3 separate regions of the Homo sapiens genome follow, and regions 2 and 3 are each linked to region 1. A link is an interaction called in ENCODE POLR2A ChIA-PET data of the cell type or tissue named here. Cell type or tissue: GM12878. All regions are shown on one strand. Links, peaks and the distances in the headings refer to the core of each region. The heading gives the core; the rest is flanking DNA. Region 1 has its middle 300 kb from the start of IDS. Region 2 has its middle 350 kb from the start of IDS. Region 3 has its middle 240 kb from the start of IDS.

Region 1 (10,586 bases), core at 3,518-8,517:
GCTCCAAATAATATAATTTAGATTATAACTCAGTTTTACAGAAACACTTTTCCTTCAGATAAATTCCCAGAGGAGTTTTATATTTATACCTAGAAAATAGTTGTTCTCTGTTTTTATGGCTTTGGCTGCCACAAGATTCTACCATCTCCAGCCATCATTAGTTTATGCATTTTTTCCCATGGCATTCACTTTAGGAAATATTGGGGACAACGCAGGTACAGGGAATTCTATCTGCCAGGTATTAATCAGAATTGGGGTGCAGCTGAGTGCTCCTTGGGATAGGTTTAGGAGGAAGAGGAAGCCAGAAGCGACTTGTCTTGGATCCGTCAATGTTCTATCACACACATTATTTACTTTCAGGGGTCATCTATGTACATTTCATATTAAGGAGCAATTGACAAGCAGGTGGTACCCTGGCCACTGCCCCTGGAGGACTGGATTCTTGTCTCAGTTCTCTCCCTAACTTTCTGTGTGATCTCAAACAAGCCTCTTCTCTCCCTCCACTTCCTCATCTGAAAAATACATGAGGAGTGGGCCTTCATGTGCTCCAAAGGCCCTCCCACCTCTGGCATTTCTTGAGTCTCTGATTTGTCAGGGTGAACAGGAAGCAGCTGTCTGACCAACAGGTGAGTGTGATCATGGTACTGACAGACACAGTCAAGTGAAACCCATCCCCAATTCCTTTGATGATTATAAAAGAGAAGAGAAGTTTTTATAGCCAAATCTTGAGCTTTGCAGTTGTTTTTAAAAAGTCACATCTTCAGTCAGCTCTGTGGGCAGATGTAGCAATTCAGAGCAATGGCCACAGTTCAATCCATGTGATGCATCGTTAATGAAGGCAGGGTTGCTTTGGAGGGTCTGACCAAACTTTACAAGTGTTCAACCAGTACTGTATCATGACAGGTCTGAAAATAGGGGAGCCAGCTGCCCTCGCTGTCTCATTCCTCATGTGGTACCTTGGGGCCACTTCTCTTGCAGTTAAATAAGCCTGATTGAGGCTGACCATTCCAGAAGCCTGGTTCAGGGCCTTGGAGAATAACATAGTTTGTTCACTTTTCCTATCTTATTTCATTCCTCTCTGTCCAACCAGGATGACTGATCCACAGGAAAGCTGCTGGCTTCTGGGTCTCCTCACTGTTGCTGTAGAAGGACTTCATATTGTGATAATGAGGCTCATGGTCATAGCTCTTAGTGACCTTCTCTTTTGCATGTATTGACAGTATCTGCAAATACTTAGTTAAGGATGCAATTAGGCAGTTGTTTCCCCAAATGAGGAATGGTCAGCTAGCTCTCATAATTGCTCCAGCAGTTGAATATTTACAGGTATATTCTGGCCATCTCTAGCATCAGACTGCCTTGGGAATCACAGTTAACTCCAGAGAGAAAGTTTAACAGGGACCTTTAAATGATATGTCCCTTAATTACTTTGTTGCTCATTTTATGTGCTCCTAAGTGAGAAATTCTTAGAATTACTTCAGCCCATTTTTCCCTTCTGTGATCCCAGCGATTGTGTGTTCCAGAACTTTTGGAGTGGGGACATACACTCTGTTGCTAGTTGGTGAGTTTGTGATCTGAGTATGAAAAGCCAGCTCTCTGCCTTCCAAAAGCATTTGTAGCAGGGGCAAGATCTTTCTTTGTCCCTCAGCTGTTCTTGGCTCATTACGATCTTTCTTCTGTGTTTAGTTAGGGAAGGGGGTAAAGTTGAAATCCAATCATGGGAAGAACTGATTTCAGGTCCATTTTGGGGCATGTCATTAGACACACATTTGGAGATTTAGAAGACAATGTTATTTATTGGTGAGACAGGATTTTGCTGTTGTCCTCCCACCTAGAGGTTAACCTTGTCTGAATGAGAGCACTGTTTACTATGTGGCAGGTAACCTGTATTAACCTGTATTGGTACCCTGGCCCCTTTGGTGGTCTGGTGAATCCTATAGGCCCATATCAGAAAATGGTATTTAAATGAATATAATAAAATAAATGAGGTTACAAAAGACACAAATAATATTGAAATATAGTTATAAAATGTTTTTACAAACAAATTTGTAATACAGTAACATATGTACTCCTTGCTATGAACAAGTACTACAGTTTTAGAGTAGTGAGTATAAATGACATTTTGAGATATGTTCAACTACTCTAATCTAGATATAGATTTGCAAATATCTATAATTTATCTTGATAACATGTCAAAAGTACTGCTAATACTGCTGTGGTTTATTACCTATATTCATTAATTAGGGGAAATTCTAAATCTACTTAGAAGCTGGTGAAATTAACAACATAACTTTTTTCCAATCCAAGTTCACAGTTTGCAGGTCAAGAACCCCTGCTAGAAGAGGACAGGCCCTGAGCCAGGTGGCAGGAGTCTAGGCTGCTAGTTCCCTCCTTTTTCTCTTCTGAGCAGTGTGGTCTTATGGAGGAGAGCTGCTCCCCCAGGGAACATCCCTCCTGTACCTGCAAACTTTCATTCTTGTTCCAGCTCTGCCAATCATTTTCTATGTGACTGAGGTCAAATCACTTATTCAATCTGAGCTTCAGTTTTCTCAATTGTGGAAAGAGATGGGTGGGTTAGATAATTTCTTGAGATCCCTTCCAGTTGTAATATTTTGTAATATTTCTGATTCTATGACACCATTGAAAAATTTCAGTCATACCAATTCTGGGAAAAGCAGATAATCTGGCATTCCGTGGTTTTGTGTTAAAAGCACAGCTTTTCTAGTTACTAACTTGTGATCTTGGGCCAATTGCTTGACCTGCCTCAGCCTTAGTTTCCTTATCCATAAATTGGGTGAAATAATAATATCTACTTCGTGGAGTTAATGTGAAGAAGCATCAACCAGAGAAGGTTTTAGCTGGTTTATGTCTTTCTCATCTGGTCCATAAAGGACTTGAGAGGGCTTGATGATGCATACCCAGTCCAGCATGTGACTCATAGTAGGTCCTCAAAAAACGACTGAGATGATCGTTAGACAGTGATGTCCCATTTTTTTGTTTTAATTAGTTCCTTCAGAGCTGGTGTCATGAATCAGGCTGCCGCTGAGAAGAGGTACCATACATTGGTTCTAATCACCACCGTCCACCTGTGTTAACAGCCTTGTTTTTACAAGTGAAAAACTGAGGCTCCAAAGTTTAAAGATTCACCTCTCTCTCTCTTTCTCTCCCTCTTCATCTCTCCTTCTCACCAGAATAGGCACTCTGGCATTTTCCTTTAGTATCTTAACTTCATGATAAAATGTCAAAGCTAAATTTATTCTCTTCATTTGTGTTAAAAGCATCACAAAGAGTTAATATTTTGGAAAAGCAAAAAATGTAAGTTAGCAGACAGCAAAATTTTGAGCTTCCTCATGGCTTCCTTTTTCAGGTAAAATGTGGAACTGGCTATCAAATGAGATAAATGGTGGCTTGATTCATGAAATTATTATTGAAGACATCACGAAAATTTAGCAATTATTTTTAAAATTAAAAAAAGTGCTCTCTAAGATCATGATAGTTGTTAATGTGCTTCCTCATTTCCAGATCCCGGTGTCAGGAATGCCCATTTGTTTTGTTTTGTTTTGTACAGCATAAAAATTTGAAGAAAATACAAATACCCAATGAGGAAATTTGGATTCAGCTAATGTAATGCCTACCTAGGAAGACCAAAAACCTAAATGTGGTGGGTAATTTTCATATCTTGTTGGTTTTTAAAATCCTCAGGAGCACTCCTTCCATTGCAGAACAGGCTAATTACTAGAGACCTATGGCTAGCCTAGCACTGGGAGCCCGGGGCCAGTTTGCACATTGCCTATCTTCCTAAGTAGATTGCTAAGGTTCACATCTTATAGGTCCTCCTTCACACCCCCTCAGCCCAGGAGAAAGACCCCTCTGACCTTAGACCTTAGGATGACTGTCACCATCACCATTATTGACCATTGCTGGACCATTAGCTGGACCATCCCCATCCTATCTAAGTCCTTCTTTCTCCTAGAAGCATGTAAGTTTACTATTTGGTAGAAAAAAAAATGGCATCTTCTGGGGCTTCTGGGCCTTCAACACAAGAGGAATGTGTTTCATACATATGGCAGCAGGAGAGATTGATAGAAATATGACCTACCACATAAAGTCTGTTTCACTCTTTAAAAAAAATATGGCTAGAGAAGGAGAAGGATTCTGCTCATGAGAACCTTCCCTGTTATGTTCTATTACAGTGGAAACATTGTCTTGGTCAGAGGCCTGTTTCTAAAACATTCCCAGGATTTTACATTTTGAAACCAAAAAAAGGAAAGAAAGTTTTCTGTTATAGTCTGCCAAGGCAAATACAGGGCCAGTCCCCCAGAAACTAGAAATCATAAGATCATGCAGACGGTCTCAAGGGGGTCATCACAGGCCCTGAATGGAAAATGATTGTTCATGCAGAATGTGAGAATATGAAAAGCAAATGTGGTACCTTCCCCCAATGCCTGCCGACCTTGATTGGGATGATTTATTAAAGCATCAGGCAGAGAAAGACAAAATCGCCTTTAAGGACTGGCTAATTTCATGTTTTAGTTGCTGATAAATAAGTTAGTCCTAGATAAATGTACTCATCGCGTGCTACAAAGCTTTCTTCTGTGGAGGAAGAAACACCAGTCCTTGAAAATATTCAGTAGACTTACATGCCAAGTCCACTGTTGCTGTCTGTGTCTGAGTGTCTGAAGTGTCTGTGAAAGTCCCCACAGTGTAAGGCTCCTTTTGAAATGATTTTGAGGAAATCTTGCTTGAGAGGACATGCTCAAGTAGCTGTCATCATCTACATAGGGGCCAGCCAGAAAGGCATCCCTTTTCTGCCACCCAAAGCTATTCAACTAATCCTCATGCCCCCAGCCCCACATCCGCTTGTAAGTCTCTGGCTAAAGTCATTTTCAGAAAGTTTTGCATGGTGGATTGAGAAGGGAAGACTGCAGGACTGCCACGATCGCCTTGTTGATGGGAGTCATTGTTATTCTTGCTTATGACAGGCTTTTTATAATCTACTTCGCTCACCTCAAAAGGCATATTCTTCCTCATCGGGTCTAAAACAGTAATATGTGTCTACTGGGTCAGCCCAATGACTTTCTCAGCCTCTCTTTTTGGACATGAGTACTGTATGAGTCTAGGGTTGCCAGACAATTGTGTAGGTTGTGCACTGTACAGCTCTAGGGGATGCCCCTCACTTAGTAGATGGAAAAGATTTGTATATTTCTTAGAGAAGTTGTCTAACTAAAGTAAGTAAAGTGTCTAGAGGGAGGGGCACTTCTTCTTTTATTTTCACAAAGGCTAACAGCAGCCTTGGGATGGGACATCTTCTGAAATTAAACTGTGTACTCTGAGATTCCCATCTGACTATACAACATTAGAATGAAAAGTGTTTAGCAGAGAAAACAGAGACCCAAGGGGAAGAAGGAACTTGCTTAAGGTTGCACAGCAAGCCAGAGGCAGAGCTGAAGTTAGAACCTTAACCTGTCTTCCTGTCCTTCATCCTTCCCACTGCAGCCATTTTGTACCTCTCACCTGTGCCTATATTGCAGCCATTCTGTTTGGTTGGTATATGCCAGGTAAATGCATATCATAAGTTTGGCCCCAAATGAGCCCATTTCATTCAAGTATTCCAGGATTCAGCCAACATTCTTTCTATATCTTCTGTAATTGGATAAACATTTATACAGTTTTATACTATAAACTATGAAATGCAGGTTTTTCTTAGAAAATTTTCTCCCAGGCTTGGTTCTTACAAAATGAGGATTCCCCAATCATGCAGGCTGTTGTCCTCTGGCAGTTAGCCCATCAACCACAGAACAGCTCTTCTCCTGTGACTTCCGTGCTCAAACATGATATATATATCTCCCCATTGACTATGGGCTAAAGTCCATTTTCTTCAGCTTGGCAAATATGACCCTCTGTGATCTGGCCACTGTCTGCCTTCCATTCTCATCTCACAGCTCAATTACATATCTCTGACAGTGGTCACCCAGCCTGCCCGCTGTCCACCAAACATCTTCCATTCTTTCCTGGTTCCACGACTTTGCTGTAGCTACTCTATTTCCCAGAAACACACTTCCTCACCCTTCTTTGTCTGCTAAAGCATTACTGGACCTCCAAGGCCAAACTCCCATCCTTTCGTCTCCATGGAGTCTTCCTCTTTGACATGACTGCCTGCCCCATTCACTAAGAGCACTCTGCATCTCTCTTGGATTATTCATTATATCTGGATTGTTTGTGTGCCTGTCTATGCTCCTAGCAGCCTAGACAGAGGGCTCAAACAGGGACAGGGACCATGCTGTCTTGTTAACTACTTTTAGAACAAAGCTTTCTACAGACTATGCACTCAGTATATGGTGAATGAACTAAAAGTAATTGGTTCATTTGCTTGCATCTATTTATTATTTTATTCAAAATACTTATCAAGTACCTACTCTATGCCAGACACTAGGGAGTTAGCGAGGACGAAGAAAGATGTAGTACCTGGTTCATTTGAGCTTACAGATTATGCAGAGACAGGAAAGTAAACAGTTACTAAAGAGTGTGGCCAGTGTCACTACAGAATATACACAGAATGCCAAGGAGTGCATAAACATATACTTCCAGGAAAAAGTGACATTTAAATTGAGACTCTAATGATGAATAGGAATTAGCTAGGTGAGGAAAGTGGGAAGGGAGAGTGTTGCAAGCAGAAGGAACAGGATGTAAGAAGGTTTGAAAGTGAAAGAAAGCAAAACTCTTTCAAAGAACTGAGAGAGCAAGCTTTGAACCAGAACAACGGGCAGTCAGAAGACATGAAGCTGGCAAGAGGGAGGGGTCAGAAGATTCAGGGCCTTGTGAGCCATATCATAGAATCAGATTTTGTCCTAAAAGCAAAGGGGAACCTTTGAAGGGTCTTAAGCAGGGAAATGACACTGTCAAATTAGTCTGTGATTGCATCCACTCCCCGTCACCTCTTCCATGTGTCACAGTGGAGGGAGTCTGGCTTTTCCCTGGGTTTATATGATGGTTAGCATCTGTGTCCTCTGGGGCCACTTCCTGTTCCTGAAGTCAGTCACCATCTTTTTTTGTTTGTTTGTTTGTTTTTTCCATTAAAAGGAGAGGCCATTTCTCTCCACTCCACCTAGTCTTTCCTAATGAGGTAGCTTTGAAGGAGCTTCTTCCCCTAGGGTTAGATTCTGATTTCTCTTGCTTTACCTAACTGCCTCTGCTCTCCTAGCCTTTCCTTCCTCCTGAGTGGTGTTTGACTTTGGCCTCTTTTCCTTCTGATCATTTTTCCAACTCTGACCTGCCCCAGACCTGCCTCCTAGCAAGACCTCTCTGATGGCACTAATTTCATGTCCAGACTTTTTGTGACTGGAAGCCTGGGTGGCTTTGCTCTTTGTTCCCACATCAAATTAGATGATTTTAAATAGTAACCTCTTTGGGCAAGGACTTTTGCTTGTGATGCTTGAAAGCTGTGTTTACATCTATTCCGATTCCTAAATAATTGCTCCCAGCAATATGCATAGTAACTCACACAGTCACACTGAGAAATCATTGCCCAGGCCCTACTCTGTCTTTGTTTCCTGTCTTTGCAGGGGCACGAGCACAATTTATGGGTCCTTCAGTACTGTCTTTGTGGCAGAACAGCTCTGGCTCATGAAAGCCTTACTGGCAGCAAGCCTGATGTTGACCATTTACACACTCAGAAGAAAAACTTCTTAAGCCCTTAGAGACTTTGAGTTTAAATGTCCTGTTGATGTTCAAAAACTTACAAACGATTAAAAGATGCTCATTTTGATTATCTATATAGTAAAATTTCACGAATAGATACACTACTCAACAGTGAGGGAAATGATTTAATGCATTTTGGTACATTTGGTACATCCACTTAACATAGCCTACAACCTTAAAAATGATGAGAGTGGTGATATAGCAACAAGCAAGCAAGTCCATGATAAGAGCAAAGGGCAAGTTACGAATTTACGTGTAAAACAATCGCAGCTGGGAAAGTTCTATGTGCTTATGGACAAGAGTGGGAAGAGAATATAAAAGACAAAAGTAATTATAACCAAAGTACCCAGTAAATTACAGTTATGAGGTACTTTTAAGTACATTATTTCATTTAATGCTTACAAAAACCCTGGGTGGTTGGCATTATTGTCATGCTCATTCTGCAGGATGAGCGTGAAGCTTAGTGAAGCTGAGCAGCTTCAGACCACATTGCTAGGGCGTGGCAAAATCAGGACTCAAAAACTGATTGTCTCTGATTATGAGATCCTGTTTGATTCATATAGCTGGTGGGACTGCAGGTACAGTAGTCTGTTTTTGATTTCTATTAATGTTATAATGTTGTTATAAAAAGTAGTGAATGATAAATGTTTAAAAATAACTGGAATATGGAGATTTGGGATACCATTTAGCAAGGAAGTTAATGAGTGTAACTCAGTAAGAATGATTGTGAGAATATCTCGTAATCTTTGTTTTCCCCCTATTTTTTTCCTCATATTTTTCTATAGTGATTAGAAGGATAGGAGAAAGAAAGAAAGAGAAAGAAAGAGAAAGAAAGGAAGAAAGAAAGAAAGAAAGAAAGAGAGAGAAAGAGAGAAAGAAAGAAAGAAGAAAGAAAGAAGGAAGAAACAAGACAGAGGAAAGAAAGAAATGTGCAAGAACTTGTAGTGATTCCTATCCTTATTTACATGTCCCCTTTCCAGATTCACCAGTTTAGCAAGTAGGGATAGCTCTCCCACCTGTCTTCTGGTCCTGTCTTTCAGGTATTTTGCCCATTCTGCATTTTTCCTTTTTCCTAAGACTTATTCTACCCTGATAGCTGTGAGGACTCCACCAACCTCTGTGCTCCTAACACCACCACAGCCATGAAAATACTTTAAGAGTTGGGCCACGTAAGTCCTACAGGTGACTATTTCCAATTTTGGAGTATCTGCATTTTTTGATACAGGGCTTATTAAGTGCCAGGCCACATGCTATAGTATGATATAAGTGTTGTAAAGCTTAATTTCACATGGCTCCTGTCCTGTAAAGGAGCATTAGGGCTGAGAAGTCAGGCTCAAATCCAAGGTCAACACTTCCTGGCAATGTGACTTGCTTCAGGTTATAAGGTGAGATAGAGATAGAGCTAGGCTAAAAAGCACCTCTCACATAAGTGATTTTTAAAAAACTAAAGCTTATCCTTTTTTAAATTTTAAAAGCATATTTACATATAAAACATGTATTTTAATGTAAACCATTCTAAAATTATCTATATGTTAATTTTCCTAAGTAAATACAATACCAAGTAGAAAAGAAGACTTTTTCCCATTTGACTCAGTGACATAGTCCTTTTTGCTCCTGCACTGAATGGCCCCAGATTGTATGGTTCTTCATCATCTCCTTGACTTCCAGCTGCAGTATGGGGTACAGATGCTAACTAAGCACAGAGTCCATGATTCAGATTGTCTTTCATTCAGGACTTAGTTCTGCAACATTATCACTGTGTATCTTTGGGAAATTAATCTCTGTCAGCCTCAAACTGCTCATCCCTTAAAAAGTGCAAGAAGAGAAAGAGAAAGGGGAGGAGAGCATCTTTGAAGAAATAATAGCTGAAAACGTTCTAAATCTGAGGAAGGAAATGAACATCCAAATCCAAGAAGCTCAAAGGACTGCGACTATGATGAACCCAAAGAGATCCACACTGAGACACAATATAATCAAACTGTCAGAAGACAAAGACAAAGAAAGAATCTTTAAAGCAGCAAAAGAAAAGCAACTTGTCATGTGCAAAGAAGCACCAATAAGATTGTCAGTAGATTTCTCAGCAGAAATGTTACAGGCCAGAAGGGATTGGGATGATATATTTAAGGTGCAGAAATTAAAAAAAAAACTTGCCAACCAAAAATACTAAATCTGACAAAAGTATTCTTCAAAATGAGGGAGAAAAAAAGTCCTTTTCAGTTAAACGAAAGCTGAGGGAGGTTCACCATCAGACCTGCCTTATAAGAAATGCTAAAGGGAGTTGTACGAACTGAAACAAGAGGACACTAAACATCAACAAAAAAGCATGCAAAAATATAAAATTCTGTGAAGATAAATAAATAGATCAGTACAGAGTTCTATAATATTGTAATGATGGTACATAAATCACTGTTAATCCAGGTATATAATTTTAAAATATAAGAGCTTAAGCAATAAGGATAATTATAAAACTATGTTAATGAATACAAAATATAAAAAGATATAATTTGTAACATTGATAATGTAAAGTGGAGGGGGAAGGGTAAAGGAATAGACTTTTATATGTAGTTGAAGTTAAATTGTTATTGGTTTAAAATAGATTATTATAATTGTAATATATTTTATGTAATCCCCATGTTAACCAAAAATAAAATATCTACAGGAGCTGGGTTGTCTATACTTATATCAGATAAAATAGACTAAGTCAAAAATTGTAATAACAAACAAAGAAAGACATTATATAATGATAAAAGTGTCAATTCACCAGGAAGATAGAAGAATCACAAATTTGTTCACACCTAACAGCAGAGTAGCCAAATATAAGGAGCAAAGACTGGCAAAACTGATGAGAGAAATAGTAGTAATACAATAATAGTATGAGATTTCAATAGCCC
Region 2 (10,586 bases), core at 3,789-8,788, 54 kb after region 1:
TTTTACAGGCTCATAGGTGGAAGGAACTTGTCTTGTCTTGGATGAGTCTTTTGAGTTTGACTTTCAGTTAATGCTGGAATGAATTAAGACTGTAGGGGACTGTTGAGAAGGCATGATTGGTTTTGAAATGTGAGAACATGAGATTTGGAAGGGGCCAGGGGTGGAATGGTATGGTTTGGCTGTGTCCCCACCCAAATCTCATCTTGAATTCTAGCTCCCATGTATTGTGGGAGGGACCCAATACGAGGTAATTGAATCATGGAGGCAGTTACCCCATGCTGCTATTACTATAGTGAGTGATTTGATGGTTTTATAAGGGGCTTTTCCCCCTTTTGCTGAGCAGTTCTCCTTGCTGTTGCCATGTGAAGAAAGACGTGTTTGCTTCCCTTTCTGCCATGATTATAAGTTTCCTAGGCCTCCCAGCCATGCAAAACTGTGAGTCAATAAAACCTCTTTCCTTTATAAATTGCTCAGTATCAGTACGTCTTTATTAGCAGCATGAGAATGAACTAATACACCTACAACTTCATGAAACCCAAACATACCCAAGAATAAGAAACATGAAGTAAATTAATACCAAGATACATGATAATCAAATTACTTAAAACTAGCAATAAACAAAAAAATCTTAAAAGCAGACAAAAAAATAGAATATACATAGAAGAGTAAAAATAAGGAGGTCAGCACATTTCTCATCAGAAAAAATGCAAATGAGGAGAGAGTGGAGTAACTTCTTTAAAATGCTGAAAGAAAAAAATCCTGTGACCTAGAATTTTTATCCAGCATACCAATGAGTGTTCTTAGGAAAACAGGGCCAGTAGGAGAGAGGGGTAGTGGGGGAGTTGCTAGTTATTTTAAGGAATTGGCTCATGCAGTTTTGGTGAATGGCAGTCCCTAAATCCATAGAACAGAGTTGTAGGCTGGGAATTCTCAGGCAGGAGCTGATGCTGCATTCTTGAAGCAGAATATTTTCCTGCTCAAGGAAACCTGTTTTGTTCTTAAGGCCATTTAAGTAATCGGATAAGGCCCATCCAGATTATTGAAGATAATCTCCTTTACTTAATTTCAACCAATTGTAGATGTTATCTACATCTAAAAAAATATTTTAACAGCAGCAAGTAGATTCGTCTTTACTTGAATAATGTGGTATTATATAGCCTAGCCAAGTTAACATATAAACTCGCCATCAAATTCAGCTAAAATATCTTTCAACAATGAAGACAAAATAAGAACGTTTTCAGACATACAAAAGCTGAAATAACGCATTACCCACAGAATTGCACGACAATAAATTTTTAATGAATTTCTTTTAGCAGAAGGAATATCATACCAGATGTAAATCTGGATCTATAAAGAATGAAAAATATGGGAAATTTATTGGCATGAGTAAGTATGATTGACATTTTTTTCTTAACCTCTGTAAAAGATAATTGACCATTTAAAGCAAAAATAATAACAATGTATTGTGGGGTTTATAGTGTATGTAGAAGTATTACAGAATGTAATGTGGACAATATAAAAAAGCTTGGAAGAAGACAATTAAAAGTATACTGTATTGAGGTTCTTATACTATGCATTAAGTGGTAATAACATCACTTGAAAGCATGTTGTGACAAGTTAAAGATGTATACTATAAATCTATCCTAAAGCAACCACTAAAGAAACATAACAAATAGTTATAATGAATAAGAAAACAAACGATATAAAATGAAAGTATAAAAATTACTCATTAGTGGCCTGGCGTGGTGGCTCACGCCTGTAATCCCAGCACTTTGGGAGGCCGAGGCGGGTGGATCACGAGGTCAGGAGATCGAGACCATCCTGGCTAACATGGTGAAACCCCATCTCTACTAAAAATACAAAAAAATTAGCCGGGTGTGGTGGCGGGCACCTGTGGTCCCAGCTACTCGGGAGGCTGAGGCAGGAGAATGGTGTGAACCCAGGAGGCGGAGTTTGCAGTAAGCCGAGATCATGCCACTGCACTCCAGCCTGGGCGACAGAGTGAGACTCCATCTCAAAAAAACAAAAAAACTTACTCGATTATCCAAGTTAGGAAAAGAGGGGGAAAAAGAACAAAGAACTAATGGAAAAAATAGAAAACAATATCAAAAGGATAAATTTAAACACAATCATATCAATAATAAGATTAAATATAAATGGTTTCACAATACCAATTAAAGAACAGATTCTCAGATTCAATTTAAAAAAAAGCATGAGCCAATTATATGCTCCCTAGGAGGAAACAACTTTAAACGTAAAGGCACAAACCATCTAAAAGCAAACAGACAGAAAATGAAATATCTTGCAAATACTAATGAAAGGAAAGCTGGAGTGGCCTTATTAATATTAGACAAAGTAGATTTCAGAACAAAAATATTACCGGGGTAAAGAGAGTAATTTTATAATGATAAAGGAGTCCATTCATCAAGAGGACATAAGAATCTTAAATGTTCATAAACCTTAAAATGGAGCTTCAAAACTCAAAAAACAAAAACTAATAGAATTTCAAAGAAAAATAGACAAATTCACAATTACAGATTTCAATACCCCTCTATCAATAATTGACAGAGCGAGTAGACAGAAAATCAATTAGATTATTGGAGATTTGAACAACAGTCTCAGCCAAGCTAATCTAATTGACATTTATAGAACATTCCACTCAACAGCAAAATACAAATTATTTTTAGTGTACACAGAACATTTAACAAAATAAATCATATTCTAGAACATGAATTTAAGAACACAACTTATGTTCTTTGACAACATGGAATTAAATTAGAAATCAATGCTAGAAATATAACTGGAAAAATCCTCAACTATTTGCAAGTAAACAACACACTTTCAAATAACCAATGGGTTGATAAAATCAACCAAAAGAGAAATTATAAGGTATCCAAAAATAAACAGAAATAAAAATACGACATATTAAAATTTGTAGAATGCAGCTTAAGTAGTCATTAGAGGGAAATTTATAAGTATCAAAAAGTTTATATTAGAAACATTGGGTGCACATGGACATAAAGTTGGCAACAATAGACACTGGGGACTACAAGAGAGGGGTTAGAGCTAGGGGAGTAAGGGCTGTAAAACTACCTGTTGGGTACTATGCTCACTACCTGGGTTGTGGGATCATTCATACCCAAAACTTCAGCATCACACAATATACCCATGTAACAAATCTGCACATGTACCCCCTGAATCTAAAATAAAAGTTGAAATTATTTTTAAAAATTTAAATATGTTTTTAATTTAGATGCAATATATTCTAATTGGTGAATTTGATTGTAGTTTTTGCAGGATATCACATTTTTTTTTTTTTGAGACAGAGTCTCGCTCTGTCGCCCAGGCTGGAGTGCAGTGGCGCAATGTCGGCTCACTGCAAGCTCCGCCTCCCGGGTTCATGCCGTTCTCCTGCCTCAGCCTCCCGAGTAGCTGGGACTACACGCACCCGACACCACGCCCGGCTAATTTTTTTGTATTTTTAGTAGAGGTGGGGTTTCACCGTGTTAGCCAGGATGGTCTCGATCTCCTGATCTCGTGATCCACCCGCCTCGGCCTCCCAAAGTGCTGGGATTACAGGCGTGAGCCACCGCGCCCGGCCAGGATATCACATTTTAAATGATATTTTGTTTTATGCTGTGTGGGAGGTTGTAACTCGTGGTACAAAATGTAAAACTGGGGTAAAAAGAATAACTGCTTACACAAACAATTTAAACGCTTATACCTTAGTAGTAATGAAACTTACTGAAAAAGAATAAATAGCTATATTTTTGTCTTCTTAAAAAATGCTTATATTGGAAATGAAGAGAGGTTTCAAATCAATTACATCAGCACTAATATTTAAAAATTAGATTAAGAAAAGCAAATAAAACATAAATTAAGCAGAAAAAAATAATAAAAATCAGAGAAGAAATCAATGAAATAAAATACAGCAGAATATTTTTTAAAATCAATGAAATGGATAGTTCTTAAAGATCAGTAAAATTGATAAGCTTCTGGCCAGACTAGTAAGAAAACATAGAGATGACACAAATTACTAACGTCAGGAGTGACAGAGGTGACATCTCTTCAGATACATTAGATGGTAAAAAAAATAAGGGACTATTACCAATAATATTTTGTCAATAATATTACTAAGTTAGATATAGTGGTAAAATTCTGTGAAAGATGCAAAGTATCAAATCTCACTGGAAAAGCTATAGAAAATTTGAATAAGCTATATCTATTACAGAAATTGAATTTGTAGTTAATCACCTTCCTGCAAAGACAACTCTGGAGCCATGTAGATTCACTGGCGAATCCTACTAAACATTAGAAAAAGAAATAATAGCAATTTGCAAACTCTTACAGAAAATTGAATTGGATTTTGTCAAATGTTTCCTATTGAGGTGATTATATACTTTTCTTTTGTAGTCTGTTAATATGGTAAATTACATTGATTTTCAAATGTTCAGCTAACCTTGCATTGACAAAATCCAACATCCATTCCTGATAAAAATGCTCAGTAAACTAAGAATAGAAGGATTCTTTAGTCTGCTAAAGACCACTGCTTCAACATTGTAGTGAAGGTTTTCACCAGTGTAAATAAGAAAAGTGAAAGAAATAAAAAGCATCTAGATTTAAAATAAAAATTAAATTATCTTTATTTGCAGATGACATGTATATCTAGGTAGAAAATCTGATTGAATCTGCAAGAAAACTATTTGAACTAATAATTGAATTTAGCAGATACAAGATCAATGTACAACAATTAATTGTAGTTCTAAATAGTAGCAAAGAACATTCAGAAATTGAAATTTAAAAACAATACCATTACAATACCATTTACAATAGCTTAAAAATATATAGGGATACATTTGACAAAACATGCAAAAGAACTGTACACTGAAAGCTGTAAAATATTGCTAAGAAAATTGAGGCAAACATAACTAAATGGGGATCTGTAACATATTCATGGATTGTTAATGTGTCAATGCTCCCCAAATTAATGTACAGAGTCAACATAGTCCCATTTAAAAGTCCAGCAGTTCTTTTAAGAAATTGACAAACTGGTCTTATAATTCGTATGGAAATTCAAAGAACCTACAATAACCAGAACTTTGAAAAAGGAGAAAAAAGTTAAAGGATTTTCACCACCTGAATTCAAGACTTATTATAAAGCTACAGAAAGCAAGGTAGTGACATAAATATAGAAAAATAGATCAATGAACCAGAAGATATGATCAATTTAATGTAGATGAAAGAACAAAGGCAATAAAATAAATAATGTAGATGAAAGTACAGTACATTGCAATAAATGATGCTGGAGCAATTGGATATCTATATGGAAAAACACACAAAAAATAAAACATAACCTTGGTTCCATACTTTACACCATTTAAGAAAATTAACTCGAATCACAGACATAAATATAAAACCTAAAATTGTGAAACTTCTGGAAGTAAGCATAGGAGAAAATTGTGACCTTCAGTTAAGCAAAGATTTCTTTGCTACAACACCAAAGTCATGATTAATAGAAGAGAAATAAAAATGATAAATTGAACTTTATCAAAATAAACATTTCTGTTCTTTGAAAGACACTGTCAGAGAATGCATACAAGGTGTAGACTGAGAGAACATATTTGCAAAGCATATAAATAATATAGCTAATAAAGGATTTAATTCTAGAATATATAAACAACTTTCAAAACTCAATAATAAGAAAATGAACACCTAAATGAACAAATGAACAAAGGATTTAAATAAACTTTAAACCTATGAAGATACATAGACAGCAAATAAACACATGAGAAGATTCTTGGCATCATTAGTCATTACGGAAATGTATATTAAAACCACAATGAGATACCACTACATACTTACTAGAATGACAATTAAAAAGAGAGTCAAGGAGATGGTGAAATTTGTGTCATACGAGGTAACTCTATGTTTAATAATTTGAACGACTGCCAGAATACTCTATTTTGTTTTATTGCCTGATTGTCCTGGCTTGAAACTTCAGTACAGTGTTGAATGGAAGTGGAAAGAGTGAACATATTTTTCTTCTTCCTGATCTTGGGGGACAGCATTCAGTCCCTCACCATTATGTATAATGACATTTGTAGGTTTTTCATAGATGCAGTAGGTTGAGGAAGTTCCCTTCTTTTTCTAGTTGTTTGAGTGTTTTTATCATGAAGTGTTATGGACTGAATGTTTGTATCCGCCCCCCTCCAAAAAAAATTCATATGTTAAAATCTTAACTTCAAATTTTTCTTGGACAAGGTGACTGACTAGAAGTAGCTAGTGTGTGCCACTCTCACAGAAAGCAGATGAGACTGGCTAGTTAACACTAGCTCTTCAGCTGGAATGTTCAGGAGGACATCCTGAACATTGCTTTCTTGAGAGTCATCAAAGAAGCAATGTGAACCATGTAGAGCAGAGAAAAGCAAGACAGGACAGCCACCCACTCAGGGCTGGTGCAGAGCCAAGAGAGGCTTACCACCGTGGGAAATGAGTGAGTGAGAACCCCTAGAGACTGACACTTCTGCCACAGACTTTTGCAATCCTGGGCATAGGAAATTCTCCCTTGCTCCCTCCTCCCAGGGCCTCCAGACTGAATTGAGAGCTGCATGGAAGCTGGAAAGAGCTGCTGCTCAGGCCTCCATGGAGCCCAAGGTCCTTGAATCCCTAAGCACCCCAGCTCCAGCTTGCATGCCCCCAGGATAGTGACTACACCCATGGTGCTGAGGAGCAGATGAACTACAGGCCTTGTCTCTGGTACACCTTGTCAGGCATAGTCAACTGGCCTAGGACCCCAGTGCAGTCACCCTACCCCTTCCTGAGCACTTGGACCCATAGAAGATCTGCATTTCTCTGGGATGGAGGTCCCAGAGGCAACTGACAGGCCCACCATTGTTGCAGCTGCCACAGCCCCCACTCATACAGCCCTCAGTCTATGGAGGGAGGGAGGAAAGAGCCTAAGTTCTATCATAGGCCTCCAGCAAACCACAGCTGCCTTATGGAAAAGCAGCCAAACAGTTTTTCCCATGAGTCCCTGCCCCTCCTATTCTTTACTGGGGTGGACCTCCTAACCTGCGCCTCCAGTATAGCTACGTCAACCCTGCCTGAACATTTCAGTGGGTGGCAATACTGCATTTCTCTGAGGAGGAAATCCCAGAGGCAGAGAATCCCACAAGTTCTTCTCCATTGCCACTGCAGCAGTGTCAGCTTTGCTTGAGTGTTATTCAGCTCAATAGGCCCTCTGTCTTTTTGCAAGGGCAGAGGGCCAATGTGACAGCTTTCTGTATCCCAAGTTCTCACCCAGTATCCAAGAAAAATAGGGTCACACATGGGCCTGAAGGATGAATGCGGAGTTTTACCGAGTGGTGGAGGTGGCTTTCCGCAGGATGCATGGGGAGCTAGAAGAAGGGGATGGAATGGGAAGGTGATATACCCCTGGAGTTGGGTCCCCCAGTGGACTCCTCTCCAACCACTTCAGTGGAACTCCTCTTGGTGTTCAGATGATCCTCCTCTTCTCTCTTTCTCTGCTGTGTCATTCTGCCATTGTCTGCTGATCTGCTGGCTTGCTGGTCTGCTTCTGGAGCCTGGGGTTTGAGGTTTATATGGGTGCAGGACAGGGGTCATGGTGGGCCAAAAGGCAACTTTTTGGGTGCAAAAACAGGAATGTCTGTCTTCATTTAGGGTTGTGGGTCTTCAGGTTTGAGGGTGGGGCCTTTGCCAGGAAACTGCCATCTTCTACCCAGTATTTCCCTCTCTCCTGTCCTTATCAGAAGGACCCCTGGCATGGGCCTGCAGTGTAGCTACCTCACCCTGGCCTGAAGGTTCCCCTTTGCAATGTTTTGTGTCTCTCTGGGGTGGAATTCCCAGAGGTATCTGACAGCCCCTCTGCTACTGCCAATGTAGCAGTACCTGCCCTTGCTACCACCAGTCCAAGAAGGGAACAAAGAGCCTGAGTGCTTTACTCACACCTCCAGCATGCCATAGCCACCATACAGAGAAGCCAGACTGTCTTCCCCGCAAGCCCCCCACCCTCTTGCTCTTCACCAGGCAGGGCTCCTCAGTTTGGGCCCACAATGCAGCTGTCCCACCCTAGGCTGATGTTTCTGATTGGTAGCTGCTCTGTGTTTCTCTGGGGTGGAGTACCAAGGGACAAGTGAAAGGCCCTCTGCCATTGCCAGTGCCAAGGTCTCTGCCCATGCTGTCCCCAAGTTGGGGAGGGAACAAAAGCCTGAGCTAGCCCCACAGCTGCAGTACACAGACTGGGAGTGTCAAGCCGACGTCTACAGCCAGCATTGAGGGGGAAAGGAGCCCACACTCTCAGAGCACTGAGAGGGAGCATGGCTACAAATGCAAGAAAATACAGAGAAGACACTTGGCTAAGGGCCTACCTACCATCCATTATGCTTAAGCACCATCTACTGGATTTACTGGATTGAAGCTCAAACTTCAATGCCAAAATACTTTGTGAATATACCCCCCTGTGAAATAAAAGACAGAATTCAACCACAAATAAGGGCCTTTCAGAAAGCCTCAGCCCTCTGAAAACATCCAGAAATGAAGACAACTGGCCATACTCAAATTGTACCACATTTAAAGGAACATCAGCCCATACAGATGAGAAAGAACCAGTGAAAGAACCCTGGAAACTCTAAAAGCCAGAATGTCTTCTTACCTCCAAAACTGCACTAGCTCCCTAGAAACAGTTAATCAGAATGAAATGGCTAAAATGACAAGCATAAAATTGAGAATCTGGATGTCAACAAAGATCACTGAGATGCAGGAGAAACTTGAAACCCATTTCAAGGAATCTAGTAAAATGAGTCAAGAGATGAAAGATGAGATTGCCATTTTAAGAAGAACCAAACTGCACTGATAAAGCTGAAAAACTCACTACAAGAATTTCATAACATAATCAGAAGTATTTACAGCAGAATAGATCAAGTTGAGAAAATAATCTCAGAGCTTGAAGACCAGTTCTTTTTTTTTTTTTTTCTTTTGAGATGGAGCTTCACTCTTGTTGCCCAGGCTGGAGTGTAATGGTGCGATTTCAGCTCACTGCAACCTCCACCTCCTGGGTTCAAGTGATTTTCCTGCCTCAGCCTCCTGAGTAGCTGGGATTATAGGCATGCAACACCATGCCTGGCTAATTTTTGTATTTTCAGTAGAGACGGGGTTTCTCCATGTTGGTCAGGCTGGTCTTGAACTCCTGACCTCAAATGATCTGCCTGCCTCGGCCTCTCAAAATGCTGGGATTACAGGTGTGAGCCACTGCACCTGGCCAAAGACCAGTTCTTTGAATTAACTCAGTAACATAAATATAAAGAAAAAAAATAATGAACAAAATATCTGAGAAATATGGAATTATGTAAGGAGATGAAATCTACAACTCTTCAGCATCCATTAGAGAGTGGGAGAGAGAGCAAGCAACTTGGAAAACATATTTGAAGATATGATACATGGAAATTTTCCCCAACCTTGCCAGCAAGGTCAACATGCAAATTCTGGAAATTTAGAGAACCCCTGTGAGATACTATACAAGTAAAACATCTCCAAGACACATAGTCATCAGATTCTCCAAGGTAAATATAAAAGAAAAATGTTAAAGTCAGCTAAAGGGAAGGGGCCGGTCGCCTACAAACAGAACCCCATCAGGCTAACAGTAGACCTTTTCTCAGAAACCCTACAAGCCAGAAGAGATTGGGGGATTATATTCAATATTCTTAAACAAATTTCAACCAAGAATTTTATATCCAGCCAAACTAAGCTTTATAAGTGGAGGAGAAATAAATCCTTTTTCAGACAAGCAGGTACTATGGGAATTCATTATCACCAGATCTGCCTTAAAAGAGGTCCTTAAGGGAGTGCTAAACATAAAAATAAAAGACTGGTACCTGCCACTGCAAAAACACACTTAAGTCCACAGACCATTGACACTATAAAGCAACTACACAATCAAGTGCACATAACAACCAGCTAACAACACAATGACAGAATCAAATCTGTACCTATCAATATTAATCTTGAACATAAATGGGCTAAATGCCCCACTTAAAAGGCAGAGAGTGGGCTGGATGTGGTGGCTCACGCCTGTTATCCCAGCACTTTGGGAGACTGAGGAGGGTGGATTGCCTGAGGTCAGGAGTTTGAGACCAGCCTGAGCAATGTGGTGAAACCCCATCTCTACAAATACAAAAATTAGCCAGGCGAGGTGGTGTGCGCCTGTAGTCCCAGCTACTGGGGAGGCTGAGACAGGACAACTGCTTGAACCTGGGAGGCAGAGATTGCAGTGAGCCAAGATTGCACCACTGCACTCCATCTCAAAAAAAAAAAAAAAAAAAAAGGCACAGAGTGGCAAGTTGGATAAAGAAGGAACATCCAATTGTATACTGTCTTCAAGACATCCATGTCACACGCAAGGTTATTCATAGGCTCTAAGTACAGGGATGCAATAAGATCTATCAAACAAATGAAAGACAAAAAAGAGCACGAGTTGCTATTCTTATTTCAAACAAAACAGACTTTAAGCTAACAATGATAAAAAAGGACAAAGAAGGACATTACATAATGATAACAAAATCTTCTTGTTG
Region 3 (10,586 bases), core at 3,051-8,050, 61 kb before region 1:
AGTCATTCATCAGCACAGGCTTGGGCTGGAAATAACTGAGACTAGCTGAGGTGAGGACTTCAGAAAGATTCCAAGGGAGAAGGATCTTGCATCATGATTTGGATAGTACAGGAGAGCAAGCAGAGAGCAGAAGTCTTTGAGAGCCGGCAAGGTGAGACGTTTGGGTTGCTGAAGGGTCTATTCCTCTGGGTCAGGGAAAAGGCCCAGGCTGGAGATCCCTGAATCCAGTGCGATTAATTTATTTTATAAATGTTTATTTAGCACCAACTATGCACTGGGCACTATTCAATCTAGGCAATGGGGAGGAAACCACGAACAAGACAAACATGACCTTTCATAGTGCTTATTATGTTCTTGTGGAAATAAGAAACACTCCCTTAAGCTAATTGCCAAGTCTTGGCAGTTCTACCTCATAAATAGCTCTGAAGTGCACCAGTGTCACTCCTCTTCCACTGCTGGTCCTTTGGCTCAGGCTTTCGTTATCCTCATTCATTTATTCATTCATCCACCCATCACGTCTAATTTTTTTTTGAGACGGAGTCTCAGTCTGTTGCCCAGACTGGAGTGCAGTAATACAATCTTGGCTGACTGTAGCCTCAATCTCCCTGGCTCAAATGATCCTCCTGCCTCAGTTCCCCAGGTAGCTGGGCTACAGGTGCACACCACCACACCTGGCTATTTTTTTTTTGTATTGTCTATTTATTTATTTATTTATTTATTTATTTATTTATTTATTTTGAGATGGAGTCTCGCTGTGTTGTCCAGGTTGGAGTGCAGTGGCTCCATCTCAGCTCACTGCAACCTCTGTCTCCTGGATTCAAGTGATTCTTCTGCCTCAGTCTCCTGAGTAGCTGAGACTACAGGGGCATGCCACCACGGCTGGCTAATTTTTGTATTTTTAGTAGAGATCGGGTTGCACTATATTGTCCAGGCTTGTCTCGAACTCCTGACCTCAGGTGATCTGCCCGCCTCAGCCTCCCAAAGTGTTGGGATTACAGGCATGAGACACCGCGCCTGGCCATTTTTTTTTTTTTTTTGTATTTTCTGTAGAGACAGGGTTTCCCCATGTTGCCCAGGCTGGCCTGAAACTGCTGAGCTCAAGGGATCCTCCCACCTCGGCCTCTGAAAGTGCTAGGATTACAGGCATGAACCACCACACCTGGCCTCAGAATATTTATTGGGTACCTACAGTATTCCAGCAGTGAGCAAAACAGACAAATCTTATTTTCCTGAACTTAGAGTCTTGTTGGGGGAAACAGATATCAATATATCACTTAACATTTTAGACATTCTCGGATAGAAGTCTGTTCAGGGCACCTTGAGGACACAAAGGAGAGCAGGGTCACTTCTGCCAGGTCATTTGTTGGCAGGAAAGATTTGCTATGAGCTGAGTCTTTACAGATGAGGAAGTATCCTTCAGGTCAATAGGGAAATGTACTTGCCAGGTCCAGGGAGCAGGATGGGCAAAGGCATAGAGATGGGATACAGTCTGGGGTATTCAGGGAACTGCCAACCCTTACGTATGGCTGAAAGTTAAGTTGGATGATGAATTTGACTGCATCCATGAAAAAAAAAAAAACCGAGCTAGAGCTTTACCAGTTTACCTAGAAAGATTTCTGGGAGAGATTTCTGAGTGAGGAAAGTAATGTGCAGAAATTGTATACATTGTGATCTCAGATTTCTAAAACAATGATCAACTGCCCCAAATGTATTTGAGCATATAGAAAAATATTGAAAGATATCATTGAGGTTGTTGACATGTGTTATGGAGAATGAGACAGAAGTGAAAGGAGGTGAAAGAAGGGGGGAGGGTAGTGATGCGAAAAGGGAAAGAAATGTCAAGTAAATAAATAATGCATTTATTTATGAATGAATGTATGCATGCATAAATGAGTGGAGATTTTAATGGCAGGAATTAATATGTGTCTGGCTTCCTGAGTCCAGAAGATAAGGTTGAGTCCAGCCTGCAGTGGGAGTGTCATGGTAACAATAGTCTAGCCATAAACCTGAAGCCCTTGCCAGAGCCTAGGGTCCTGGGGTTAGAGATGAGTTCAGGCTCCTCCCACAAGATTGAGGAAAGCCCAGGTTTATGAGCACTTCTGATATGGTTTGGCCGTGTCCCCACCAAAATCTCATCTTGAATTGTAGCTCCCATAATTCCCATGTGTTGTGGGAGGGAGCCAGTGGGAGAAAATTGAATAATGGGGGGCAGTTTCCCCTATACTTTTCTTGTGGTAGTGAATAAGTCTCATGAGTAAATATATGAACATCATTAAAGACAGTGCCTGGCATATAGTAAGCACTCCATAATTGTTAGCTAACAACAGCAATAGCAATAATAACTATTTCAGAGTTGAGATTCTGCCAACTCTGAGGAATAATTAAAACTTTACTTTGCATTTAGATGTAGAAGAAAAGAAAGGACAACAGCATTTAACCAATGCCTACCATGTGCCAGGTTGTAGTAATACTTTTCCTCAGTTGATATGTCTACTACGTGTCAACTCAGTGAAGCTCAGGGAGGTTCACTGAAGTAACTGGGCCAGGTTTATACAGCCAGCAAATGGCAGAGCTGCAATTGAATTCCAGTTTATCTGATTCCAAGGCCTCTCTTGATTGACTTAGTCTACATACAAATGGTGCTTCAAATTCTTAAGTACAGCTTTTAAAAATCACTTTAGCCTTTTACAGTAATAGGAAACTTGAGCTTGGAATAAATGCCCAATGGATGTTGGGTTCCCTCTCAAAGGATTTACCTTTAATAGTTTCTTTTGGGTGTTGGCCCTGAATTGAAGCTATGACCACCTTCTCCCGGAAAATCCACCCAGGCACATGCACACAATGTTGTTTGGGAGGGTCTGCAGCTCTCTTGAACCCTCTCCACTGCCCCCAGTCTAAGAACTGCTGCTTGAAGGGGAAAGGAAAGCCTCGTGGTTTTAGAGGTGGCTTTCACTCCCTCTCCTTGTTGCTTTCTTCTTTCCACAGTATTCAGAGAAACACACTTTGCAGAAACCCAGGCCCAGAGATGGGCAATTCCTTATGCTGGTGCTACAACTGAACTGCTGCATGAGAGGAGGGTGAGAAGAGCTCCCGTTTAGCACTGTTTGGAGGTCTGTGGTTTTACCTGCACCAGCTCATTTAATCCTCATGATAATCTGAGTTACAATCCAGCTCTGCCAATTTACTAGCTATACTGGAAAATTACCAAATATTTCTGGGCCTCAATTTCTTCAAATGTAATTGAAGGATAAATCACAGGATCTTTGTGAGGACTGAGATCTTATGCCTGTGCCTGGGACATGTGGGGGCCTAGAGAGGTGATATCCTGCTCGCTTCCCTGCATTTCCCATGTCACAGGGCAGTATGTGGCCACCAACAGAGGTAACACATCCTAGCCTACAGTGGAGGGAGGCTCTGAGCATCCAATTTTTGCCCAGCAACAGAGATACACATATTTCCAAACATGCATAATTTGAGCGGTCTTGGGCAAGGTGCATGCATGACATGGAAGCCCTGTCTTCCAGAGCTATATCCTGACTGAGAAGTGTACAGCATTAGTGATATAGAGGCACAGAGGTGTAGGTCTTTGAAAGGCTCAGGGAAAAGGCTGTGAGACTCCACAGGAAGGACCTAAGCAGTGAAAGCCTGAGAGCCCAGGAAATCAGGTTTCAGCTAATCCCTACATGAAACACAGTGAATAATGGGAAAATCCCAGGCGGAATCAACAGCTCTATGCTTCAGGTGGCAAGCATGGGCTTCCCTGAAGATGCTTTCCACCACTGGCTCAACCTTTATTGAGCTACAAAGGAGACTTCAAGTGTCCTCATCATCTTTGTTTGACTCAGCCCTGTATTGCTTGGCTGTTTATTAGCCTCCTGCCTCATGACCAGGATGGAAAGAGCACAGAACAATGGATTGTGGGATTGTGGCCTAGCCAATCTCTTTGTTGAGTTATTGTCTGTGGTGGCTGCTGGCATGCTAGTGGCCCCCGTGTGTCTACAGCACCATGGTAAATGAAATGGTCAGGATAGGGGTGAAGTGTCTCCATCCTTCCCTTGGCTAAGCTGTTGCAGAGATGAAGACACCAGGAGTTAAGGAGTTGACATCAGCTCATGAAAGAGGCAGAGCCTCCCCTCACAACTACCACTAACTCTTTGGGCCCCACACACAGTTCTCTGCCAGTGCTCACTGTTGCCTCAGCAGGGCTGCCGAATCAGCCTTCCTGGTCCTCCCTCTCTCACATCCAGCACTGAAGTGAAAGCTCTCTGGGAAACTAAGCTCCAAGCTAGAGGAGGTCATTTTAAAATAACCTGCGGAAGTTCTTTGAAGACACTGCTGTCATGGCAGATAAAGGAAACTCAGGGGCTACAGTGTGCTTAGATTTTTAAAAAGCATCCGACAATGTTCAGCATCTGAGATGAATGGGTGAGGTAGAGGGTAATGAGAGAGGTTGTTAGATGGCATGATGGTTGAATTAAAAATAGCACTCGGCTCTTTTGTAAGTATGTCTTTGAAGGGTCTCTCCTATGAAATGCCATTGGCTACGCCCAGTTTCTCTGAAGACAGAATCATCCATGAGCCCAATTATTGCCAAGAGGGTATCTGCCCCCTCATCCCAGCTGCTCGTTGCGTAGAATATTTTGGACTTCCAGCTAGGATGTCCCCTTACACAGGGCTCACTTTACAGGGTTGTGCTTTGCCTTTGCTGTTTAATACAGTAGTCCTAGCAGGGATGTGATATGATATCAAGCCCTGGTTTCTTCCCCAACACCCTCCTGGCATATAATTAACACAAACAAATGTTCACTATGACAAGGATTCTCAAGGGCCACTATATGGGACGGGGGACATTGAATAAAGCCCTCATGTGACTCTCTCCCCAAGTCTCTTCCCATTGGAGAAATATTGCTGTAGCTGAATGAATACTGAGCTGGTAGACAGGAAGCCAGGGTTTGAGTCGTGGCTTTCATTTGTTAGTTGTGTGGCCTGCAGCAAGCCACTTTCCTCCTCCAGACCTAGTTTACTCATCTGTGGAATGATGACTTTTACAGTTCCTTTTCACTCTGGGTCTCTGGGTTTAGTGTTTCTCTCTGGACCTACCTGCCTGAGAACCATCAGGATAAAAACTTACAGATTTCTGGGCCCCTCCCCAGATTACTGAATTAGAATCTTAGGAGGTAGGGACTGAGGACCTACCTTCCTAACAAGATGCCCAGGGAATTCTTAAGCATTACAGAATCAGAGAGCCACTTTTCTCTCATGTCAATAATGCACATTCATACGTGTCCACCACTCACCCATACTTTCACACCCACACATACATAGATACACCCTAGCTCATACATAGATAACCCTAGTATTGGTATACTTACACAAATACCCTCACACAGAGACATATAGTCTCATAGATGCTTCCTCACTCATGCTGTCTCTCGTACATGTGGGTACCTAAACACACACACGTTTATATATATGCTTCTCACCTATTTTATCTCTCACACATAGATCCCTATACACAACACACCTACACAGAGGTGCATATACACTCCCTCACTCACTCTCTGTCTCAGCCACACAGATACCTAAACACCTCCCTCACCCATACATACACACACACACACACACACACACACACATTTCTCTTTTTTACACGTTTGAGTTCTTACTATGTGTCAGCAATTTCCAGACCCTATAAAACTCAATCATGTCCTACTAAGTATTTGTGAGCCCCAAGTTAAGATGCTCTGTGTTAAGCAGACATTGAGAAATAGGAATGCTCTCCCTCCCTTCCTCCTCCCCAGAAAGCATGGGGAAATATTTCTTCTGGCATTCTGAGCTGCTGGGGGATGACTGCACACCCTTTGCCAGTTTAGGCAGGCCTGCGCTCTCACCCTGCTCCCCCATGCCCACCCTTTTACCTCCACTTAGAAGTTGCAGAGGATCACAGTTTCCCTTTCCGTTGCTCAGTATGCCAGAAGAGAGTCAGTGACTTTTTCTGTTCTTCCATTTCTATTTTTAATTACAACTAACTGGGGACAAGAGTGAAACATTTTCGCAATTTAATCTTAGTGTAAAATGGTGTATTTTCACTTCATTAGCTAAAAGGGAAATCAAATGGCTTATCAAAGGTTGAGCTTCACATTTGCATATGGGTCTGGGATTCATGAAGCAGAATTTGTAACAGCTATAAAAGCCCTACAAGTGTCTCTGGAGACCACCGGCTTTATCATTTCAACTGCAGCATTATAAAATGACATTTGGACATGAAGTAGGGTGGGTGTGCTTGAGTCACAGTGAAGCATGTGGAAATTTCAGCTGTGTATTAGTTATCTATTGCTGCGTAACAAACAAAATCGCCCCAAAACTTAGTGGCTTAAAACAACCAACAATTATTATCTCACAGTTTGTATGGGTCAGAAATCTGGGTGCAGCTTAGCTGGAGGCCACTAGCTCAAGGTATGTCATGCAGTATGATGGCAGTTGGAGCTGCAGTCATCTCAAGGGTCAACTGTGGGGAAATGGGTCCAAGCTCATGCACATGGACCCCTCCAAATGATGGCATGGCAGCTGGATTCACCTAGAAGGAGCAATCTAAGAGAGAACAAGAGAGTACAAGCAAGACAAAGACACTAAGATGGAAACTGGAGGGTTTTTTTTGTTTGTTTTTTGTTTTTTATTCTTTGCCTGTTTTTTTTTTTATTATAGGGTACATGTGCACAACGCGCAGATTTGTTACATATGTATACATGTACCATGTTGGTGTGCTACACCCATTAACTCGTCGTTTACATTAGGTACATCTCCTAATGCTATCCCTCCCCCCTCCCCCGACCCCACGACAGGCCCCGGTGTGTGATGTTCCCAACCCTGTGTCCAAGTGTTCTCATTGTTCAATTCCCACCTATGAGTGAGAACATGTGGTGTTTGGTTTTTTGTCCCTGCGATAGTTTGCTGAGAATGATGGTTTCCAGCTTCATCCATGTCCCTACAAAAGACATGAACTCATCATTTTTAATGGCTACATAGTATTCCATGGTGTGTATGTGCCACATTTTCTTAATCCAGTCTATCATTGATGGACATTTGGGTTGGTTCCAAGTCTTTGCTATTGTGAATAGTGCCGCAATAAACATACGTGTGCATGTGTCTTTATAGCAACATGATTTGTAATCCTTTGGGTATATACCCAGTAATGGGATGGCTGGGTCAAATGGTATGTCTAGTTCTAGATCCTTGAGGAATCACCACACTGTCTTCCACAATGGTTGAATCAGTTTACAGTCCCACCAACAGTATAAAAGTGTTCCTATTTCTCCACAACCTCTCCAGCACCTGTTGTTTCCTGACTTTTTAATGATCATCATTCTAATGGGTGTGAGATGGTATCTCATTGTGGTTTTGATTTGCATTTCTCTGATGGCCGGTGATGGTGAGCATTTTTTCATGTGTTTTTTGGCTGCATAAATGTCTTCTTTTGAGAAGTGTCTGCTCATATCCTTTGCCTACTTTTTGATGGGGTTGTTTGTCTTTTTCTTGTAAATTTGTTTGAGTTCTTTGTAGATTCTAGATATTAGCGCTTTGTCAGATGAGTAGATTGCAAAAATTTTCTCCTATTCTGTAGGTTGGCTGTTCACTCTGATGGTAGTTTCTTTTGCTGTGCAGAAGCTCTTTAGTTTAATTATATCCCATTTGTCAATTTTGGCTTTTGTTGCCATTGCTTTTGGTGTTTCAGACATGAAGTCCTTGCCCATGCCTATGTCCTGAATGGTATTGCCTAGGTTTTCTTCTAGGGTTTTTTATGGTTTTAGGTCTAACATTTAAGTCTTTAATCCATCTTGAATTAATTTTTGTATAAGGTGTAAGGAAGGGATCCAGTTTCAGCTTTCTACATATGGCTAGCCAGTTTTCCCAGCACCATTTATTAAATAGGGAATCCTTTCCCCAAAAGCCCTGAAAACTCTCAATAAATTAGGTATTGATGGGACATATCTCAAAATAATAAGAGCTATTTATGACAAACCCACAGTCAATATCATACTGAATGGGCAAAAACTGGAAGCATTCCCTTTGAAAACTGGCACAAGACAGGGATGCCCTCTCTCAGCACTCCTATTCAACATAGTGTTGGAAGTTCTGGCCAGGGCAATCAGGCAGGAGAAATAAATAAAGGGTATTCAATTAGGAAAAGAGAAAGTCAAATTGTCCTTCTTTGCAGATGACATGATTGTATATTTAGAAAACCCCATCATCTCAGTCCAAAATCTCCTTAAGCTGAAAGCAACTTCAGCAAAGTCTCAGGATACAAAATCAATGTGCAAAAATCACAAGCATTCCTATACACCAATAACAGATAAAACAGAGCCAAATCATGAGTGAACTCCCATTCACAATTGCTTCAAAGAGATTAAAATACCTAGGATCCAACTTACAAGGGATGTGAAGGACCTCTTCAAGGAGAACTCCAAACCACTGCTGAATGAAATAAAAGAGGACACAAACAAATGGAAGAACATTCCATGCTCGTGGATAGGAAGAATCAATATCATGAAAATGGCCATACTGCCCAAGGTAGTTTATAGATTTAATGCCATCCCCATCAAGCTACCAATGACTTTCTTCACAGAATTGGAAAAAAACTACTTTAAAGTTCATATGGAACCAAAAAAGAGCCCGCATTGCCAAGACAATCCTAAGCCAAAAGAGCAAAGCTGGAGGCATCATGCTACCTGACTTCAAACTATAATACAAGGCTATAGTAACCAAAACAGCATGGTACTGGTAACAAAACAGATGGAACAGAAATGAGCCCTCGGAAACTGGAGTTTTTTAATAACCTAATCTCAGACGTCATATCCCATCACTTCTGCCATCTTTGGTTTTGTTTTAAGTGAGTCATTAGGTCCAGCCCAAGCCTAAGAGGAGAGAATGACACAGGGCATTGATACCAAGAGATGGGGCCATTGGGTGTCATCATAGAGGCCACTTTAGAGACAGCATACTACAAGTTGCAAGGAGGACTTGGAAGAGAAAATGTCATCAAAGATGAAGGAGCAGTACAGGCTTCCGGCCCCCTCCTCAGGTCTTCCTTCCCATTCTTTGCTTTTCTTCTTTCTGGGCCTTTTTTTTCCCTGTACCTTTCGAAGGCCCTCACAGAGTGTCTCATCAATTTATGGTGGGAAAAAATTATTTTTTTTTCCTTGGCCTCTCTAGGTACTCTGTTGTGCAGGTAGTGCCTGGGGATGTAGCCATGGAAACCAAGAGAAGGGCTCAATGGCTCAATATGAGAAAGTAGGCAGCAATATTTCAAAACCACACAAAATCCCAGGAGAGGGCTGGATTGAGGATGGAGCACCATTGAGGCCAAATGAGAGCTGCTTTTTGACATTAGGGGAGAAGGGAGAGAAATAGATGGAATAAGTAGGTACCACAAAGAGTGGGTTTGGGATGGAGAATTGGAAGAGGACTTAGAGAATATTTTGCTGCATGTTGTAAGATGTACTTTTGTCCTCACCTCTGCATACACTCTCCAACCTTCTCAAGGGTTATTGAGTGAAGTCCTCCCCTATTCTTCAAATCATTCTGGAGTTGGGTGTGTGATTCTTTTGCAGAAACACTGATCTTAGATTGGTTTCAGGGTGGTCTAGTTTCATTCCAGTTAAGGTTGTTTTGCTTTTATGGTATGCCTTTAAGATAAGACCCAGATCCTAGTGATCACTCTAATTCCATGTTTGGTCCAATGTTGGCATACAGTAAGTGTCATTGAGTAGAGAATGATTCTGGGATCAGGCCATTCACTTATATCCAAACATTTCTATGGAACATCTATCATGTGACAGAAACTGTGCTAAGCCCTTTAGAGAAGAAACAAAACACAAAAATAGCTCTTGTCCTCTAGGAATGTAAGACAGTGGAGAGAAGAGCTAAGACATAGGCAAAAACAAGAAAAGAACGATATTATGGCATGTACCAAAAAGGGTTAGGAAGCACTGTGAGAGTTGAGCCAGAGGCAAAATCACTTATGGCTGTGTGAGTGGAAAGGATAAAATATTTCCTGGAGGCAGTGGTTGTCAAACTGGACTTGAGGATGCCAAGGGAGGTGAGATTCAAGGTCAATGGAGTGACAGAAGCAAACAAAAGTGGGAAACTGGGGTCCTCAGTGTGACTGAGGCTTATAATCCACACTCAACTGTGGTAGGGGTGGGGAGAGGAGGTGGCATTGTCAAGTTGGACCCCAACCAAAAAGCTTTGAATGCCACACTAAGAAACTTAGGGAGCCTTTAGCAAGTTTTGAATAGATAAATGTCCTGCGCTTTGGTCAGAAAATGTCTGCCAATCATCTGTTGAATGCAGCAAGGTAGAAGAACTTTGGTCATGATCTGGATGAGAGGTAATAGGCTTCTGGATCACAGTGGTGCTTAGGGGAGTGGGAAGGAAGGGCCAGATGAGAGAACCAAAGCTAATGCTGACTGTCTGGGGCTTGGGGACAGATTAAGCAGGTGAAGTCAGGAGGATGGAGAAGGCATGGCTGGTAAGCTTCAAGCCAGGGTCAGTAAAAGAAAGTGGCATTAGGCAGGCATGGGTATGGC

The links. ChIA-PET counts read pairs that join two places held together with the same protein. Peaks named below come from ENCODE experiments on the same cell type or tissue, not always from the same donor. Only the 100,000 strongest peaks of a DNase experiment are listed, where the experiment ranks them.
Region 2: POLR2A ChIA-PET joins it to region 1 with 6 read pairs; 1 of 35 experiments calls an interaction of 5 or more read pairs at or near these places.
Region 3: POLR2A ChIA-PET joins it to region 1 with 7 read pairs; 2 of 35 experiments call an interaction of 5 or more read pairs at or near these places.

The regions. Positions count from the first base shown.
Region 1 is chrX:149,202,266-149,212,851 of GRCh38, reverse strand. No RefSeq gene overlaps it. Among named protein-coding and RNA genes, the nearest start is that of IDS, 300 kb to the left of the region's middle. In GM12878, for the core only: no CTCF peak of the experiment used is centred there; no DNase peak of the experiment used is centred there; H3K27ac peaks cover 1,056 bases.
Region 2 is chrX:149,148,411-149,158,996 of GRCh38, reverse strand. No RefSeq gene overlaps it. Among named protein-coding and RNA genes, the nearest start is that of IDS, 350 kb to the left of the region's middle. In GM12878, for the core only: no CTCF peak of the experiment used is centred there; a DNase peak (open chromatin) is centred at 6,526.
Region 3 is chrX:149,263,021-149,273,606 of GRCh38, reverse strand. No RefSeq gene overlaps it. Among named protein-coding and RNA genes, the nearest start is that of IDS, 240 kb to the left of the region's middle. In GM12878, for the core only: no CTCF peak of the experiment used is centred there; a DNase peak (open chromatin) is centred at 5,026.